2 separate regions of the Homo sapiens genome follow, and region 2 is linked to region 1. The links are chromatin loops, found by intact Hi-C in ENCODE. Cell type or tissue: heart left ventricle. All regions are shown on one strand. Each heading gives the region's core, and the rest is flanking DNA. Links, peaks and the distances in the headings are about the cores only. Region 1 has its middle 170 kb from the start of LINC01235. Region 2 has its middle 230 kb from the start of LINC01235.

The links. Peaks named below come from ENCODE experiments on the same cell type or tissue, not always from the same donor. Only the 100,000 strongest peaks of a DNase experiment are listed, where the experiment ranks them.
Region 2: it touches region 1 in a loop (5-fold over the local background); 9 of 110 quality-filtered maps call a loop at or near these places.

What each region holds. Positions count from the first base shown.
Region 1 is chr9:13,603,855-13,606,778 of GRCh38, forward strand. No RefSeq gene overlaps it. Among named protein-coding and RNA genes, the nearest start is that of LINC01235, 170 kb to the left of the region's middle. In heart left ventricle, for the core only: no CTCF peak of the experiment used is centred there; no DNase peak of the experiment used is centred there; H3K27ac peaks cover 737 bases.
Region 2 is chr9:13,663,833-13,666,756 of GRCh38, forward strand. No RefSeq gene overlaps it. Among named protein-coding and RNA genes, the nearest start is that of LINC01235, 230 kb to the left of the region's middle. In heart left ventricle, for the core only: no CTCF peak of the experiment used is centred there; no DNase peak of the experiment used is centred there.

The sequences.
Region 1 (2,924 bases), core at 104-2,603:
ACAGCATGCAATCTGTTGGAGGTGGAGCTCTAAAATGGCACTTTGCTGTAGCTGCTTAGGTGTCAGGGTGTGTGTGGGACCCAGCATGAACTCTCTCTCTGGAACAATGGTGTCACACAATCCCCCAGTGGCTCCCTATGTTAGTTTCAGGGCCAGTGAGGGTTGGGGGGCTTTCCCGTGGCTAGGATTGTGGGAGTCCATGGTGGGAATGTGGACGGCTACTGGTCTCTCACTCACCCTTTCCTCACATTAAGGAGTCTTTCCTGGCTCCAAGCCAATCACAGCTGAGCAGGCTGTCTCACTTCCCTCTTCTTCCTTGCTTTAGGTATTTCCTGTTACTTTTCTGTTGAATTCCAGTATTCTTTCTTGGATGATCTATTCGAAGTGTGATTATCTACTCACTATTTTGGTTCTTAGTGAAGAAGGCTAGTGCAAAATGCCTCTAGTAAGCCATTTTGAAGCCCTTTCCCTATTAATTAAAAATAATATAAGACCAAAACTCCTGATTTTGACTCTTGTGAAAAAAGAGGTGGACAAAATATTCTAAGTATTGATCTGTCTCTCTATACACTGCTGCAACCATCATATTGGCCACACAGGAAGAATTCTCCCTTTAAAACTGGACAAATGACCATGTTTCTGATTTTCCATTGCTTACTTAGCACAAGCCTGTAAAAGTCAATGTAATTTTATTAAATCTTGAAGATAGGAAAAGGAAGTTAACAGCCGACTCTAGGCAATTTGGGGTACAGAATAGAGCTTATTTGTTGGAGCAAACTGTCCACTATACAGGCTGTTTTCTTGGTTGTTAGCATTCTTCATGTGACAGACATCCTTTCAGAAGCCCCTAAGTAAGAATTCTTTTAGATTTTTTTTTTTCTTTTGAGATGGAGTCTCGATCTGTCCCCCATGATGGAGTGCAAAGGCGCAATCTCAGCTCAGTCTGGAGTTCAGTTGCATAATCTTGGCTCACTGCAACCTCCACTTCCAGAGTTCTCCTGCCTCAGCCTCCTAAGTAGCTGCTACTACAGCTGCCTGCCACCACACCCAGCTAATTTTTGTATTTTTAGTAGAGATGGGGTTTCGCCATGTTGACCAGGCTGGTCTTGAACTCCTGCCTCAAGTGATCCACCCACCTCAGCCTCCCAAAGTGCTGGGATTACATGCATGAGTCACCATGCCCAGCCAGACTTTCACAGACTCTTTAAAAAGCAAAGGAAGGTGGCTAAGCTTTTTCTTCCATTTCCATAGGTTTACCCCTTATGTCTAGTTCTGTTAGAGAGCCCAACCCCTCCTTTCACTATTGAGACTGAAAATGATCTCACTCTTTAGAAAACTGAAATTATCTTATCAAAGCAACGTTCTTTAAGATAACCATATCTTAATAAAGTAGCTCAAACATTCCTAAAGCAGGAATTGTCTCTTTCCACTAATTGTGAACAAACACTGCTTGGGAAATAAAAAGATTTGTGAGACTCAAACTTTATAATTTAGTTAGATTTAAGAGGTGCATAAGCCAAATAAACCAATTATTCAAAGTAAGTAGTATATTATTTCATGAGTCTTCAGAAAAAGTAGAGATTATTGTGGAAGAAGTTTGGGCTTAAATTATACCTAAGGACATGAAAGTGAAGAAAAGTCATTCCAAGCAGGGGCATAATGTACATAAAAGAAAAGACAGTGTAACATGAAAGATTTAAAGGATAGTTCATAGAGAGTTTGGTTAGAGAAGCAAGTAGTTATAAAATTGCAATAGCAGAAGAAAGTGATATAACTGAATTTGAATTTCCTTAACTTCCTTTTTAAGGAAGTGGGGTCCAAACACAAATTTTGGTCCAAGTGAATTAATGTGTAAAGCATGATTTTAAAATAATTAACCTAGAGGTGGATGTTGGGGTGTACTGACAAAGACAGGTTGAAGCAGTGAAACCAGTTACAAGGCTGTCTGTTGTCGTGAACAGACAGTTCTGAAATGATAAAAATTTGACCTAGGGTGCTGATGATAAAAATTAAAAAAACAAAAACAAAAATGAAATCAAAGGAATTAGAAGAAAATCTGACTCATATTTTTTGGACTTTATTTGATTTTTAAAAGTTAGGTAATTATTAATATAGAAATTAACTTAGTAACTGATCTCCAGTGGGGGTCTTTGTAGTTCATAATATTTTTATAAATTATATGAATTTGGCTAAGTGCATGTATACATGTCATCCAAATATAAACTGTATCACATTTTTAGATGCCCCAAGTGATAGTGAAATGACTATGCTCAAAGTGAATACAATAGTCCATAGGTGCATCACACCCTTCCCCAACACCCTTCTTGCTTGAATTCATCCCTCTAAAGTGAAGTAATTGAAGTTCCAAAAAAAATATTTAAATTGTAAATTTCCTGTAGATTATCAAAAACGCAGAAACTCAAGCTGTCTCACAAGTACTGGTGGGTCAGTTATATTTCAACCAAATGTTGTCTTGTGGCATGTCTCATTATTGACTACAGTTGGATTTGCCTCTAGAAGTCAGATACAGAAAATGCTTTGAACTGTACTATTCATGGCCTAGATTTCAGTGAGAGGATATGAATATTCGTACCTGGCATGAAATTCCCTTCATGTTCTTTTCCTCTTCTCACCACTTTTTAAAGTCATTAGAATGTCAGGTAAGTCTGTTTTCTCTTGGCATTTCAAAGGGCAACAGTCAATTTTCTTTCAGGTGGGACTTTTTTCTTTTTTTCTACTTGGTTTTGTGTTGTATTAACTGTATTTTGCTGGAAGTGTTTTCATGCTGGTGCAAATCTAGACAAAGAAAACTTTTATGCAAAATAAACAAAATAGAATGTACTGAGCCAGGATTTCTTTGCAGGACACGTTCCTTAGGCTACTTCTGAGAGGTTATTTATGGATGGCTGTTTATCCCCTGGAGC
Region 2 (2,924 bases), core at 124-2,623, 60 kb after region 1:
AAATTTCAGGCCAATATCGCTGATGAACATTGATGCAAAAATCCTCTATAAAATACTGGCAAACTGAATCCAGCAGCACATCAAAAAGCTTATCCACCACGATCAAGTCAGCTGCATCCCTGAGATGCAAGGCTGGTTCAACATACACTGATCAATAAATGTAATCCATCACATAAACACAACCAATGACAAAAACCTCATGATTATCTCAATAGATGCAGAAAAGGCCATCGATAAAATTCAACACCCCTTCATGCTAAAAACCCTTGATAAACTAGGTATTGATGGAAAGTATATCAAAATAATAAGAGCTATTTATGACAAACCCACAGCCATTATCATACTGAATGGGCAAAAGCTGGAAGCATTCCCTTTGAAAACTGGCACAAGACAAGAATACCCTCTCTCACCACTCCTATTCAACACAGTATTGGAAGTTCTGGTCAGAGCAGTCAGGCAAGAGAAAGAAATCGTATTCACATAGAAAGAGAGGAAGTCAAATTGTCTCTGTTTGCAGATGACATGATTGTATATTTAGAAAACCCCATCGTCTCAGCCCAAAATCTCCTTAAGCTGATAAGCAACGTCAGTCAAATCTCAGAATATAAAATCAGTGTGTAAAAATCACAAGCATTCCTCTACACCAATAACAGACAAACAGAGAGCCAAATCGTGAGTGAGCTCCCATTCACAGTTGCTACAAAGAGAATAAAATACCTAGGAATACAAGTTAGAAAGGGATGTGAAGGACCTCTTCAAGGAGAACTACAAACCACTGCTCAAGGCAATAAGAGAGGACACAAACAAATGGAAAAACATTTTATGCTCATGGATAGGAAGAATCAATATCGTGAAAGTGGCCATACTGACCAAAGTGATTTATAGATTCAATGCTATTCCCATCAAGCTACCATTGACTTTCTTCACAGAATTAGAAAAAACTACTTTAAAGTTCATATGGAACCAAAAAAGAGCCCATATAGCCAAGACAATCCTAAGCAAAAAGAACAAAGCAGGAGGTGGGAGGCATCATGCTACCTGACTTCAAACTATACTACAAGGCTACAGTAACCAAAGCAGCATGGTACTGGTATCAAAACAGAGATATAGACCAATGGAACAGAACACAGGCCTCAGAAATAACACCACACATCTTCAGCCACCTGATCTTTGACAAACCAGACAAAAACAAGCAATGGGGAAAGGATTCCCTATTTAATGAAAACTGGCTAGCCATATGCAGAAAACTGAAACATTTTGCTTTTTTAAATGATGCTTTTCTCTAGAATAACTTTTTGGATTTTGCTAGTAATGCAGGCAGAATTTTGTTTGAATGTCTAACTTTTAGCTGTATGGTGTACACCTTTCTTGGCCTTCTAACTTCTGATAGGTATTGGTAGAGGTCTCTAGGCTTTCTGTAGGTATACTGCAGACACAGACACACATACACTCTTTTAATTTTTTCCCAAATGCTTTTTTGGTTCCTTTTTTTCTAAAATTGAGTAATCTAGCAATTTTATTTTGCTTTACTTTCTCTCTGAAATGTTGAACTTAATCCTTTTGTGATCATCATTTAAAACATACCTCATTACTTCCTGAACAAACTCCTAATCTAGTTGATATACCAATTCCTTATTGTTGTACTACAAGCCAACCCCAAAATCAGTGGCTTAAAAAAAAACAAGCCTTTATTACTGTTCATGAGACTAAGTGTCAACTGAGGAGTTATTCTGTTCTTGTTGAGCTTACCCACATCTCTGTGGTCAGTCGTAGATTGGTGTAGGCAGCTGTAAGTCAGCTGGCTATCAGCTGGTCAAAAACAGTTTCTGGAACTACTGAATTTCCTTACATGGTCTCTTAATCTTCCAGCAGGCTAGTCCTAACTTAGCAAAATGGTGGTGACAGAATTCCAGCAGAGTATGGAAGCAGAATATGCTTCTTGAAATTTAGACTCAGAGCTGACACATCATTACTTCAGCCACATTCTATTGGTCAAAGCAAATCATAAGGCCAGCTCAGTTGCCATGGATAGAGAAAGAAACTCCAGTTCTTAAAGGAGGGGTGCAAAGTCATGTTTTGGTTTTGGTTTCGGTTTTGAGACAGAGTCTCACTCTGTCATCCAGGCTGCAGTGGAGTGGTGCAATCTCAGCTCACTGTAACCTCCGCCTCCTGAGTTCAAGCAATTCTTCTGCCTCAGCCTCCTGAGTAGCTGGGAATACAAGCGCATGCCACCATGCCCAGCTAGCAAAGTCATGTTATAAGTGACGTAGGTACAGGGAGAGGACTAACTGGGGCAATCGTTACACTCAATCTGCCTGCTGCAGTTGACTTCCGTTAACTTTATATTCAGAAAATGACAGTAAATTTAAAATATTTACCGAGCACCTACTATGAGAAAAAACACCGTATTAGTCATTGATAGGACTCTATTATCAAGTTTAAATCTCATGGGAGACTGAGGCAGGAGGATCACGAGGTTAGGAGGCCGAGACCAGCCTGAACAACATGGTGAAACCCTCTCTCTACTAAAAATACAAAAATTATCTGGGCGTGGTGGTGCGTGCCTGTAATCCCAGCTACTCAGGAGGCTGAGGCAGGGGAATCGCTTGAACCTGGGAGGTAGAGGTTGCAGTGAGTCAAGATCGTGCCACTGCACTCCAGCCTGGGCAACAGAGCAAGACCCTGTCTCAAAAAAACAGTACCTTCCCTTATTCCATCCCCTTCTATCTCCCCTAACCTCTGGTGACTGCTTTTCTACTCTCTGTTGCTATGAGACTTACTTTTTTCGATTCCACATATTAGTGAGAACATGTGGTATTTGTCTTTTTGTGCCTGGCTTATTTCACTGAGTGTGATGACCTCTAGTTCCATCCATGTTGTCTTGAATTACAAGATTTTCTTCTTTTTTATGGCTGACTAGTATT